2 separate regions of the Homo sapiens genome follow, and region 1 is linked to region 2. The links are chromatin loops, found by intact Hi-C in ENCODE. Cell type or tissue: endothelial cell of umbilical vein. All regions are shown on one strand. Links, peaks and the distances in the headings refer to the core of each region. The heading gives the core; the rest is flanking DNA.

Region 1 (6,327 bases), core at 1,313-6,312, 57 kb after region 2:
AGAATCCGTTCTTAGCCTCTTCCAGCTTCTGGTGGCTGTAGGCATTCCTTGACTTGTAGCTTTATCCCTCCAATGTCTCTGCCTCAGAGGTCACATTGCATCTTTCTTTTGTCTGTTTCTCTCCTGCATGTGTCTCTTATAATGAAATTTGTCAGCCCACCTGTATAACCCAATATGATCTCAAGGTCCTCAGTTACATTTTCAAAGATCCTTTTTCCAAATAAGGTCATATACTGGTGGTAAGAATGTGGACATATCTTTCTGAGGGCCTCCATCTTTCTCCACCTTCACTGTGGTTAGTTAGTAAAGCCTAACACAGCCACTACTCAAGTCATTATGATGTTTAAGCACTTTACTACCACTATTTTTATTTATTGAGCATATCATTTATATTGCGTGTGTATTTGTAATTTTTAATTCTTATAACCATCCTATGATTATCTCCCGTATACAGATAAGGAGATTGAGGATCAAAAAAGGTAAGATCTTCCCCAAGGTTACAACATAGATAGTAAGAGTTTCAATCTATATTTAATATTTAATGCATATATAAATTTAATTTACGTGTAATGCACATATAAATTTAGACGTCCACATTATTTAGAAATTTATATGTTGAATTTCACAAGATAGCTGTTTATCATTAGATTTTTTGATCTCTGTGTTACACAGGATGAGATAATCCTCCAGAAAGTCCAAGAATTGTTTCCAACTTAAACCTAAGGAGGAGCATGCCAAGGTGAAGTTCGCAGAATAATAGCCTTGGGATGAGATCCAAGTTAGGGCTTACTTCACCCAAAGCTATCATCCAATACCCAATTCTGGATTACTTTATTTTAAAATGGATTTGGAATTCTTTTTAAAAAAATGTTTTTAGGCTGGGCACGGTGCCTCACGCCTGTAATCCCAGCACTTTGGGAGGCCGAGGTGGGCGGATCACCTGAGGTCAGGAGTTCGAGATCAGCCTGACCAACATGGGGAAACCCCGTCTCTACTAAAAATACTTAAAAAAAAAAAGTAGCCTGGCGTGGTGGCGCATGCCTGTAATCCCATCTACTCGGGAGGCTGAGGCAGGAGAATCGCTTGAACCCAGAAGGTGGAGGTTGCCGTGAGCCGATCGCGCCATTGCACTCCAGCCTGGGGAAAACAGCGAGACTCTGCCTCAAAAAAAATTGTTTTTAAACATTTGTAACTGTTTAAACAATTTTTTAGCACATATGCATCTTCTTAAATGGGGTACCTAGTGATGTTTTGATACATATAATGTATAGTGATCCCATTAGGGTAATTAGCATACCCATCATCTCAAACATTTATTTTTTGTTGGAAACATTAAATATCCTTTTTTCTAGCTATTTGAAATTATATCATTATTAACAATAGCCATCCTAGAGTGCTATAGAACAGGGGTCCACAACCCCCAGGCCACAGACCAGTACTAGTCCGTGGCCTGTTAGTAACTGGGCTGTGCAGTGGGAGGTGAGCAGTGAGCAAGTGAGCATTACCGCCTAATGGTGGACAGAAGCTCCACCTTCTGTCGGATCAGCGGCAGTATTCGATTCTCATAGGAGTGCAAACCCTGTTGTGAACTGCACATGCGAGGGTTCTGAGTTGCATGCTCCTTACAAGCACCTAATGCCTGATGATCTGAGCTGGAACAGTTTCATCCAAAAGCATCCCCAACCCCCTACCCACTGGTTCCATGGAAAAATTGTCTTGCACGAAACCGGTCCCTGGTGCCAAAAAGGTTGAAGACCACTGGTATAGAACACTGGAACTTATTCCTCTTATCTAGCTGCAATTTTGTATCTCTTAACAAATCTCTCCTTGTTCCTTGGCCCCTACCCTTCCCAGCCTTCAGTATCCTCTGTCTTATTTTTTACCTCGAGGTTTTTTTTTCTGTTTGTTTGTTTAGACGGAATCTCGCTCTGTCGCCAGGCTGCAGTGCAGTGGCGCGATCTCGGCTCACTGCAACATCCGACTCAGTGGTTCAAGCGATGCTCCTGCCTCCCGAGTGGCTGGGATTACAGGCACGCACCACCACGCCTAGCTAATTTTTGTATTTTTAGTAGAGACGGGGTTTCACCATGTTAGCCAGGATGATCCCGATCTCCTGACCTCTTGATCCGTCCGCCTCAGCCTCCCAAAGTGCTGGGATTACAGGCGTGAGCCACCGTGCCCGACCGAGATCAACTTCTTATAGCTTCCACATATGAGTAAAAATATGCAATGTTTAACTTTCTATTCCTGGCTTATTTCATTTAACATTATTCAGTTCCATCCATGCTGACTTAAATAAAAGAATTTCATTTTTTAAATTGTTAAATAGTATTCCATTGTGTAGATATACCATATTGTATTTACCCATTGCTCTGTGGTTGGATATCTAGGTTGATTCCATGTCTTGGCTATTGTGAATAGTGTCACAAAGAGCATGGAGGTGCGCACATACTGATTTCCTTTCCTTTGAATAAATGCCCAGTAGTGAGATTTGTTGGATCATAAAGAATGGGTTTTAAACACACTGCAATGCTCAGGAGCACACCCACACACTGCTGTGTTTGAGTCCTATCTCCTCCATTAACTATGCTTTCTTGGGGTTACTTAACTTTCCTGTGCCCCAATTTCCTCATTTGTAAAATGGATGATAAATAATATCTCTTAACGTCCCTTAAGAAATAAGAAAAATAATAATATGCTAAATAGTAACTGCTTTATGGTATAGACTCTGTATTGAATAATTATTACCAACTATAAGTATTTTACATATAAAGTAGTAATAGAGGTAAAACATTCAGAATCGCGATGAAGTTGCAAGCAGTAGAATTTTATTTGGCACATAACACGGCCTCAAAAAATAGCATGGGGCAGAGAGTTTCATAGTGCATGTATTCCTGAATATTATTTTATTTTCCAAAGCAAAGTGTTCTTATGTTTTTTTTTCTCCCCACAGCAATTTAACCCCCTCCTTTGCATTCCTCATCCCACCCTGCTCTGTTATTTATTCTTTCTTGGGGAAAAAATTAAGTTTTTATTTTCCAAGATAATTCATAGTTAAACTTTACTAAACTATTCCCAGATACAGAAGGTAATTTGAATCCATAACTGGGTCAGAGGAAACAATTGTATTAGCTCTGTTCCATATGCGTGAGCTCTATCAAGAACACCTGAAACTATTTTCTGTTGGCATGTTTACGATTCTAAGAAATCTATTGTGACTTACGGTTTGTAGATAAAGTATGAGAAGGTTCAGGGAACTGGTACCTTCTAGCTCTAAGTGGATTCTTAGAGTCATCTGCACATCATTTCCAAGTAAAAATGGATTACAGTCGTCAAGTTGTATGAAATTAATGCTCAATCTGCTTACATCCTTTACATAGCTTAAGCATTTATAATATATCATTGGAGCAATAAATAAGACTTGGGGCCTTTATATATTTTATTTATTGGCATCTTTTCATTTATTGGTTTTCTTTGCTAATTATTTTATATTTATAAACTTCATATATAAAGATAATATTTTTCTTCATGGAACTCAGTATTCGTGATAAAGAAACAATATATATTTTTAATAGACTCAAGGTGTCAACAGTTATCATCTATTGTTATATATATATATATTTTTTGGTGAGTAAATGTCAGCACAGTGACATGAAATGATGTTTTTCCATAACCATAACTCAATGGTGGAAGCAGCCACAGATATTTAAATATATTTAGCTCTGGTTTTATCTCTTCCAGACGTGACTTATTTCTCTACCCCCACCCTTCATGAGGAAGTGGATTCATTTCCTGGCCCAGAAAGGCTTCAATTGTCAGTGCTTAAGGGAAAATATTCTAATACGCATTGTTTGTTGTAAATGAAGTTCTGATCACATGTGTAACCACTTACTTTGCTATCAAACACAACCACCAACTTCTCTTTTTGATCAAGGGGAACTGAACTGTGCCTGCATGAATTGTTTCACACGGTGTCTTCTCTAACATCTAGGTGAGCACAAAATGCCGAGGCCTCTGGTGGGAATGCGTCACAAATGCTTTTGATGGGATTCGCACCTGTGATGAGTACGATTCCATACTTGCGGAGCATCCCTGTACGTATGCCTTAGAGCTCACTGCTTGCCAGGAAGGGAAAGGGACAGAAAACTGAGTTCAGGTTTCCATTTTGTGCTTTGTTTTCTATTGTACTATATTAAGGTTCGGTCCAGTTTGTAATGGTTAGAAATTGAGCTCATCTCGGAAATGTGAATTGAAATATATACTTCAGCACATTTTCTCTTTTCTCATATATTTGTAAATTCATTGAGGGAAAAATATTATCTTATTAATCTCTGCTGTCCCTCAGAGGGCCAGGCATAGTGCTTCATACTCAGCAGGCTTACAGTAAATGGTTTTTTAATCGAAATAAACTCTTTAGGGTGCTGTAATTTCATTATTAAACTGGACGGGTTAGGGGGAAAGCATTTCAGAGATGTTTTAAGCTATGACTTAGTTCAAATAGAAAGTTTACAGTTATTTCAGTTGAAGGTTAGCTAAGAAAGAGAGAGTGGCAGAGGCAGAAAGAGGCAGACAGCCAGAGAGAGAGACATAGACTATGGGGATCAGTGGAAGAAAAAACCAACACATGTGACGCACTGTTACAGGCAATATTGAAGCTGGCTCCCTTATCTTCCTTACTTTTAGCTTTAAATTATAGTTAAAGCCAGGTGCAGTGGCTCACACTTGTAATCCTAGCACTTTGGGAGGCCAAGGCGGGTGGATCACTGGAGGTCAGGAGTTCGAAACCAGCCTGGCCAACATGGTGAAACCCCATCCCTAATAAAATTACCAAAAAAAGTTAGCTCATCATGGTGGTGGGAGCCTGTAGTTCCAGCTAGTCAGGAGACTGAGGCAGGAGAATCACTTGAACCCAGAAGGCAGAGGTTACAGTGAGCCGAGATCACACCACTGCACTCCAGCCTGGGAGACAGAGCAAGACTTCATCTCAAAAATAAAATAATAAATAAATAAATTATAGTTACATGTCAGCAGAGCCCATGTTGCTATGAATAAAGAAATGTCTTAAATTTAAAAATCTTACTGTTGATTCTCTCAATCCTTCTCCATAGTGTTTATTTGTTTATTTATAAGAACATCGAACCCTGCTAAGAAACATCTGTTCTGTTATGAAAGCAAAGTGGTTTTAGTCTCTTTCAAAGCAAATGATGGGTGATGGCACCATAAGGCAACTTCTTTTCTCAAGATAAATAAAAAATTAAGCCCTTGGAATGTGACTTTTCCCCTGAACCTCTATTTCAGTCCAGAGGAAAGCACTTAAAAACAGCAGCACTCTAAAATTCTTCATCTGCTATTTAAAAGTTGGGTGCGTGGAACATTTTTAAAAACATAGTTCATAAGGTCTTTGTTTTATTTTTGTTAAAAAGGATTTTCTTAATTCTTTTTCTTTTCCCCTCTCTGTGCTAACCTAGTTCTACCTACAAAGAAACACTATTTGCTGAATAGGAATGGACATTTTGTCTATTCTAAAAATTCATTAAAATGGATTTTAATTCATAAGCTGATAAGAAAATGAAAAATTAAAAAAAATTTAAAACTTTTAAATACTGTTATATACATTTATGCAAGAAGAAAATATAATCACTCATAAGCTCACTACGTAGAGAAAACCACTGTTTATATTTAATATGTTCCTTTTTCATCTTTGACCTATGTAACCTATTAACATATGGGGGTAGAGAAATAAGTCACGTCTGGAAGAGATAAAACCCATATGGCCTAATATGTAATATTGGCCAAGAAGAGTCATGATTTAAATAGCTGAAAGAGAAAATGATCTAATTTCCAGAAATTACCTTCTACTTAATAGCACAAACTAACTCTCCTTCTTCTAAAGATCTCCTTATGGCTTCTTCTATCCTGAACTGGCAAAAAGAAGTCTTGAAATATTTTATTCTGCTTCCCTGTGTCAAATTTTAGCCAATTATTATTTTTAAATAAAAAAAAATTAAAGTGATTATTTATTCAATATTTATTAAGAAATTTTTGTAGGACAGATATGCTACCTTCGATTCAGCAATCGGCTACAATATTTGTGAATGAGACATTTTCCAGAGTAGGAGGCAAAAAGGAAAACATTTATTTAGTTTCCACTATCTACCAGGATGCTCTCTGCTAGCATACCAACAACAAAACTAAGTAGTGAACTGTGGTTAAACAAGCAATAATGTCAATAATCTCATATTTTTTAGTTTTATGAAAACATTAGGGGTACTTATGTTCAAGTTCATACAAAGTCTGACTTTTACCGGAGGGGTGTGTTAATGTTAC
Region 2 (8,009 bases), core at 1,539-6,538:
CCCCAGTAGGGACTCTATGTGGGGGCTCCAACCCCACATTTCTCTTCCACACTGCCCTAGCAGAGGTTCTCTATAAGGACCCCACCCCTGTAGCAAACTTCTGCCTGGATATCAAGGTGTTTCCATACATCCTCTGAAATCTAGGCAGAGGCTCCCAAATCCCAAGTCTTGACTTCTGTGCACTTGCAGGCTCAACACCAGGTGGAAGCTGCCAAGGTTTGGGAATTGCACCCTCTGAAGTCATGGCCTGAGCTCTATGTTGGCCCCTTTCAGCCATGGCTGGAGCAGCTGGGATGCAGGGTACCAAGTCCCTAGGCTGCACACAGCAGAGGAACCCTGGGCCTGGCCCACTAAACAATTTTTTTCCTCCTAGGCCTCCAGGTCTGTGATGGGAGGGGCTGCCACAAAGGTCTCTCACATGCCCTGGAGATATTTTTTTCCATTGACTTGGTGATTAATATTCGGCTTCTCATTAGTTATGCAAATTTCTATAGCCGGCTTGGATTTCTCCCCGCAGAATGAGATTTTCTTTTCTATTGCATTGTCAGGCTGCAGATTTTCTGAACTTTGATGCTCTGTTTCCCTTTTAAAACTGAATGCATTTAACAGCACTCAAGTCACCTCTTGAATGCTTTGCTGCTTAAAAATTTCTTTCACCGGATACCCCAAATCATCTCTCTCAAGTTCAAAGATCCACAAATCTCTAGGGCAGGGACAAAATGCTGCCAGTCTCTTTGCTAAAACATAACAAGAGTCACCTTTGCTCCAGTTCCCCAAAAGGTCCTTATTTCCATCTGAAACCACCTGAGCCTGGACTTTATTTTCCATATCACTATCAGCATTTTTGGCAAAGCCATTCAAGAAATCTCCAGGAAGTTCCAAACTTTCTCACATCTTCCTGTCTTCTTCTGAGCCCTCCAAACTGTTCCAAACTCTGCCTGTTACACAGTTCCAAAGTCGCTTCCACATTTTCAGGTATCTTTTCAGGAGCACCCCACTCTGCTGGTACCAATTTACTGTATTAGTTCATTTTCATGCTGCTGATAAGGACATACCTGAGACTGGGCAATTTACAAAAGAAAGAGGTTTATTGGACTTACAGTTCCACATGGCTGGGGATGCATCACAATTATGGCAGAAGGTGAAAGGCACATCTCACATGGTGGTAGAATTTGGTAAAGTTGCAAGATATAAAATCAACATACAAAAATCTGTGGGATTTATATATGCAAATAATGACCTAGGTGAAACAGAAAGCAAAAAGACAATCTGATTTACAATAGCATAAAAATTGAAATTCTTAGGAATAAATTTAACCAAAGAGGTGAAAGACCTGTCCCCTGAAAACTATAAGACATTAATGAAAGAAATTGAAAAGGATACAAAGCTATAGTAAACAAAACAGCATGGTACTGGCATAAAAGAGGCATGTCAGCCAGTGGAACAGAAGGGAGAGTCCCAAAATAAATCCAAACATTTACAGTTAACTAATTTTCACCATAGATACCAACATGATGCAATGGGAAAAAGATAGTGTTTTCAATAAATGGTGCTCAGAAAACTGGATTTTCACATGCAAAAGAAATACATTGGACCCTTCCAGCACACACAAAAATTAATTTAGAATGGATTAAAGACTTAAACATAAGAAATGAAGCCATAAAACTCCTGGAAAAAAACATAGGGGAAAAACTCCTTGACATTGGCCTTGGCAATGATTTCTTGAATATCACACCAGAAGTTTAAGCTACAAAAGCAAAAGTAAATAAGTATGACTATATCAAATCAAAAAGCTTTTGCATAGCAAAGAAAACAATCAACAAAATGAAAAGACAACCTACGGATTGGAAAAAATATTTGCAAATCATGTATCAGAGAAAGGGTTAATATAAAAGATTTATAAAGATCTCATCCAACTCAATAGTGAGAAAACTTATAACCCACTTATAACTGGGTAAGGACTGAAATACGTATTTCTCCAAAGATGACATAAAAGTTGCCAACAAGTGTATGAAAAAGAGCTCAACATTACTAATAATCAGGAAAATAGATCATAAGCAACTATAAGATACCACCTCACGCCTGTTAGGATAGCTGGTATCAAAAAGACAAGAGATAAAAAATGTTGATCAGGGTGTGGAAGAAAGGGAAGCCTTGTACACTTTTGGGAATGTAGATTGGTACAGCCATAAAAAAAGTATAGAAGTTCCTAAAGAAATTAAAAATATAGCTACTATATGATCCAGCAATATCTCTTTTGGGTATATACTCAAAGGAGATAAAATCACCACCTCGTAAAGATATCTGCACTCTCATATTCATTGCAGCATTGTTCATACAATACCTAAGATACAGAAACAACCTAGGTGTACATCAGTGGATGAATGGATAAAAAATCTATAGTGTATATATACAAAGAAATATTATTCAGCCTTAAGTACAAAGAGATTCTGCCATTTGCCACGACATATATGAATCTGAAGGGCATTATGCTACGTGAAGTAAGTCAGACACAGAAAGAAAAATATCACATGACTTCACTTATATATGGAATCTTAAAAAAATGGCAGGGGAGTCAAATCAATAAAAAGAGATAGAAAATAAAACAGTGGTTATCAGAGTTCAGGTCTGGGGGAGAAAATGGGAAGATACAGGCCAGAGGATACAAAGTAGCAACGTAGGATGAACAAGTTGAAAGATCTAATGTACAAATAGAGACTACAGTAAATAATAATGTACTGTAGTCAAGATTTTTGCTACATGGGTAGATTGTATCTTCACATGTGATAGGGCGAATAATGAATAAATATGTAAGATGATGGATTTGCTATTTTGTTTCACTGCAGCAATCATTTTACTATATACATGTATCATAACATCATGTTGTATAACTTAAATGTGCACAATACATTTTTTAATGAAATGAAATATAAAAAATATAAAAAATAATTTTGAAAAACGCTTTGAAAGCACGTATGAAGAATAGCCATCATTATAAAACACAGAGCTTCCAAATTTCTGTAACTAAATAACACCTTCAGAGAAATTGCTTATATTACCTAAACATCTCTGAATAACTTCTTAAAATTCCCAGAAAAGCCATATGTGGATTTTTATGCATGCACCTCCAAGAAGCTTTAATTATCTTAATCATATTCACTACTGGTATTAAAAGTACTACAGATAAATTGCTATTAAATATTATTTAAACAGTCATTAATATTTGATAGATTTAATGTGTATATAAACTGTTCTTAATTTTCATATAAGTATTATAGAGTAGTGAATAATGTATATTATATATAATTCATAATTATACATAGTACATACTGTATTACATACTATGTATTCTGTAAATGCATTTGTATAAATGTGAAAATATATTAAATGTTAAAATTATATATGTATGTATACTTTTAGTCGACACTTTTATTTTGGCAAAACATTAAGAATTAAATCACTAAATTTTCCTTGTCTTCCATAAAAAAGTAGCATAAGGAAAGCTGTGGAAATAAAAAAAAAAACTAAGGATTCCAGATAATCATGTGATTAGGTTATAGAATAAAGGAGGATAAATGTCTGGAGAAAGAGTTGCAAAAATTAGGCCAAGCTGTAAAAGGGGGTCTTCTTGCTCATGCTAGGAATTTGGTTGGGATTTAGGGACACATTGAATATTGGCAGAGAAGGGTCAGGTAGCTGTATTTTCACACAGATCGATTCAGAGGAAATAATTCTATTTACCCAGAAGTGTAAATAAATGAATAAGATCAGACTTTTACTTAGAAGAGTATGGGGAAAATAGACAAAATTCAGAGACAGAGGAAGAGTTAAGCTAATACCAATGTTAACACTGAAATTTGTAGATTTAAAGGGTAAAGTAATTTGACTAAAGACACCCCTCTCCACCTAACACACACACAGTGCTGCTAGTGAACTCTGTATTAAGCTACAGTTTAAGTTCCTGGTTCTTGTTGTCTTACCAGCTTTGATAGTAACCAGGGAGATAGCTGGCAAGAGCTTCTAGGGGCAGGCAGGCAGGATTTTGGCTCGGATGGATACTACCAGATAAAAGGTCTTTCACAACCTCTTTGTTCATTTTGTGATATTTCTCAGTTTAGGGACTTTCTCTTCTCCTCTTCATATCACACACCCACTGCACCTCAGGAATTTGACTTCTCCTCCCTTAGTTACACATTCTCTCACTGCACTTATGGAATTTGAGTTACTTCCTATCAGGTTTGAATCACCCTATTTGGCAATCCTGGAATTATTTGAAAATGCTCTCATCTCATCACTATTATTTTTCCTCTGTAAACAAGCCTCGTGTTTTTCCAGAGCCTCTTCTTTCAGTTGTGTTAATCTCATATTTATTTTTTACAGGCCTAGCTCCGTCTCTCTTTATCATAAGCAGCATAATGCTCTCTAGAAAGACTCTTTGATGAGGAAAAGGAATTCTGGTTCTAGTTTTGCCACTGATAGGTGTTCAGCTTTGTTTAAATGCTTTACCTCACTGGGCTTCCAGTTATTCATTCGTGAAATACAGGAAGAGGCTAAAATAAACACACTTTGGCAGCTTTCCTTCCTTCTCATAAAATTCTGACTTTCAGTTTGTCCCAGGTAATCTGCCAGTCTATCCATCTGTCCCCTCCTTTAAACTAACAACTGTATGTTTATTACTGTATTGATTACATTGTATTGAAATAATCTTATTCATTTATTTATGTAATATATATAATATTTATTGAGGTAGTGCTGAGCATATGCCAGGGACTGGACTAAACCCAAATAACAAGACTCTTGTAACCAGTCCTTTTAGGTCTTACAGTGTAAGTGACAATACACATGAACATTCAGAAGTGTGATGGAAGTAGCCAAGGATAGAACTGAAGCGTCCTATGGCACGTAAGACAGAGGGATCTTCCTTAACCAGGAAGGAACTCCCTTAAAGAAGGAATTTACACCGAGACCGAAGGAAAGAAACAGAAAAGAAAGTGTTTTAGCAGAGGGAACCACATGTTAGAATGCCTGGAGGTGAGAGAGAATAAAAATTCAAAAGAAGTTCTGTTTGCTTAGGGAAGGAAAAAAAAACTGAAGGAAAAAGAAGTACCATGTAGAGATGTGGGTGTGTGACCAGATTTTGCTACAGGGAATTTTGAACTGTTTTAAAGTTTTGGTCTCTATTCTATGAACAATAAAAATCCTCCGGCAATTTTAAGCAGGATAGTGACCCAGTCATATTTGCGTTTTAACAGTTTTGATCTAGATTCATAATGATGCTGAAATTAAAATAATAACTAAATTTTATTTTATGCTTACTATAGCCAAAACTGTACATTCTTTATGTAAGTTGTCCTAGTATTCTTTACAACAACTATACTAGTTTCTTAGGGATGTGGCAACAAATTACCACAAACTAGGTGGCTTAAAAGAAATTCATTCTCTCATTTTTCTGGAGCCCAGACGTCTGAGATCAGGATACCAGTAAGGTCATAGGCTTTGTCTGAAGGGGATCTTGGGAAGTATCCTTCCCTGCCTTCTCCTAGCTTGTAGTGGTTACTCACAATCCCTGGTGTTGCTTGGCTTGCAGATCCATCACCCCAGCCTCTGCCTTTCCACATGACATTCTCCCCTGTGTCTCCCATTGCCTTCCCTCTGCCCATGTTTCTGTGTCCAAATTGTTCTCTCCTTATAAGGACATCAGTTATTGTATGGCTCACCCTAATCCAGTATTACCTTATTACTTCCGAAAAGCTCCTATTTCCAAATAAGTTCACACGCCGAGGTTTGGGCGGGGGGACACTTTGGAGAACACTATTATTATTTTGGAGGATACTCTTTATCCTCATGCTGTAACTGTAAGATGTTTGCCTAACTGGAGAGGTGAGTGAGGAAACTGAGGCACTATGAAGTTTAAAAATATGTCCAAGGTCACAAAGCTAATATGTGGCAGAGACGATTGACAGAGAGACCAGCTAGGAAACGATTGCAGAGCCATGATGATGGTGGCAATGGGGATGGCAACGTATAGATGATTCTGATAAATATTTTTAGAGTAGACTCAATAACATTTGTTAATAATTTTGATGTGATGAGAAAGTAGGGAGGAGTCAAGAAAAACTACCAGTTTTTCTGGGTAGACCTCCTATTTATAGTGCTAGAAAACACTGGACAAAAGGATAGTTTTAGAGAGAAAGGAGAAAAATTCAGAGATGCCAGTGCTGAGTTTGAAGTGCCCAAGGAACATATAGTTATAAATGGATATAACGATCTGGCACTCAAAAGAAAGGTCTGTGTTAGACCATCAGAAAATTGTAGCATTCATTCATCATTACTAAATACTTATGAGTGTCTGCCACATGTCAATTATTATCTTAGGTATCAAGGACACAGTTGTGAATAAGATAGGCAAGTTCCTGCCCTCATGGAAATGTCATTCTTGATGGGGGAGACAGATAATAAACAACAAAGATAAATAAGACAATTTCAACTAGGCATGTCTGCTGTGTAGACAATAAAAAGAGGTGATATGAAAGTCAATGATTGGTACAGATTACCTTCTTCAGTTTGGAGGATGAAAGTAGGTTTCTCTGAAGTGGCGACAAGTGAGCTGAGACCTGCATGATATGAGGTGATTTCAGGGATCTAAGTGCACAAAAGCCCAGAAGCAGTGATGATCTTGTAGTTTGTAAGGAACAGAAAAAAAGGTCTGTGGCTGGAGCATAGGGAACCTAGTGGTGGTACAGGGCGAGGAATCGGTAGAAGATGAGACCATGGGCTGGGCGCGGTGGCTCACATCTGTAATCCCAGCATTTTGAGAGGCCAAGGCAGGTGGATCACGAGGTCAGGAGATTGTGACCATCCTGGTTAACAAGGTGAAACCCCGTCTCTACTGAAAATACAAAAAAAAAAAAAAAAAAATTAGCTGGCACGGTGGCACTTGCCTGTAATCCCAGCTACTCGGGCGGCTGAGGCAGGAGAATTGCTTGAATCTGGGAGGCGGAGCTTGCAGTGAGCTGAGATGGTGCCACTACACTCCAGCCTGGCGACAGAGCAAGACTCCGTCTCAAAAAAAAAAAAAAAAAAGAATAAATCAAAAAAAAAAAAAAAAGATGAGACCACAATGTCAAGGAAGACAGCAAGACTGCAATGTGTGTGTGTGTGTGTGTGTGTGTGTGTGGTGTGTGTCTTTGGAAGATTATGTTTCTTACAAAGATATACACACCCACACTGATTTTTGTTTCATTTAAAGCCATGGGAATAGAAGATATTGCTTAGAGAGACTGTGCAGAGTGAAGGAAAGCAAAAGCCTACAACACAGGCCTGCAGTCACTTAAGTCTCATGGATAAATGTGGTCAGACCAGAAGAAAGAAAACAATATGCTTTCATGTCTGTTTATCCCATTAAAATAAAAACTATGCCCCCATTGCCAAGCAAACCTTCTTTTATGAAATTGTGTCAATAAATATTTAAAGAATTCATTTTTTAAGTTTTAAGGTCAGGGGTACATGTGCAGGTCTGTTACACAGGTAAACTTGTGTCATGGGGGTTTGTTGTACAGATTATTTCATCACCCAGGTACTAAGCCTAGTACCCATTAGTTATTTTTCCTGATCCTCTTTCTCTTACCTCCCTCCACCCTCCAAAAGACCCCAGTGTGTGTTGTTTCCCACTATGTGGCCATGTGTTCTCATCATTTAGCTCCCACTTATAAGTGAGAACATGTGATGTCTGGTTTTCTGTTTCTGTGTTAGTTTGCTAAAGATAATGGTCTTTAGCTCCATCCATGTCTCTGCAAAGGACATAATCTCATTCTTTTTCATGGCTGCGTAATATACCAGCGTGTATATGTACCACATTTTCTTTATCCAGTCTGTCATTGATGGGCATTAAGGTTGATGAATCGATATCAGATAGATGAAAGGAAATAGTATGGTAAGACCCTGGTATGGTTTTTGTGTCCCCACCCAAATCCAGTTGTTCAATTGTAATCCCCAGTGTTGGGGGAGGG

Evidence for each region. A loop is a pair of places that touch in the nucleus more often than their neighbours do. Peaks named below come from ENCODE experiments on the same cell type or tissue, not always from the same donor. Only the 100,000 strongest peaks of a DNase experiment are listed, where the experiment ranks them.
Region 1: it touches region 2 in a loop (4-fold over the local background); 1 of 110 quality-filtered maps calls a loop at or near these places.

Annotation. Positions count from the first base shown.
Region 1 is chr3:190,398,346-190,404,672 of GRCh38, forward strand. It overlaps CLDN16 (claudin 16), which reads left to right. Exons shown (of 5, transcript NM_006580.4): 2 at 3,992-4,094. Among named protein-coding and RNA genes, the nearest start is that of CLDN16, 13 kb to the left of the region's middle. In endothelial cell of umbilical vein, for the core only: no CTCF peak of the experiment used is centred there; a DNase peak (open chromatin) is centred at 3,826; H3K27ac peaks cover 1,235 bases.
Region 2 is chr3:190,341,189-190,349,197 of GRCh38, forward strand. It overlaps a transcript of CLDN16 not described here. Among named protein-coding and RNA genes, the nearest start is that of CLDN1, 23 kb to the left of the region's middle. In endothelial cell of umbilical vein, for the core only: no CTCF peak of the experiment used is centred there; a DNase peak (open chromatin) is centred at 4,263; H3K27ac peaks cover 1,858 bases.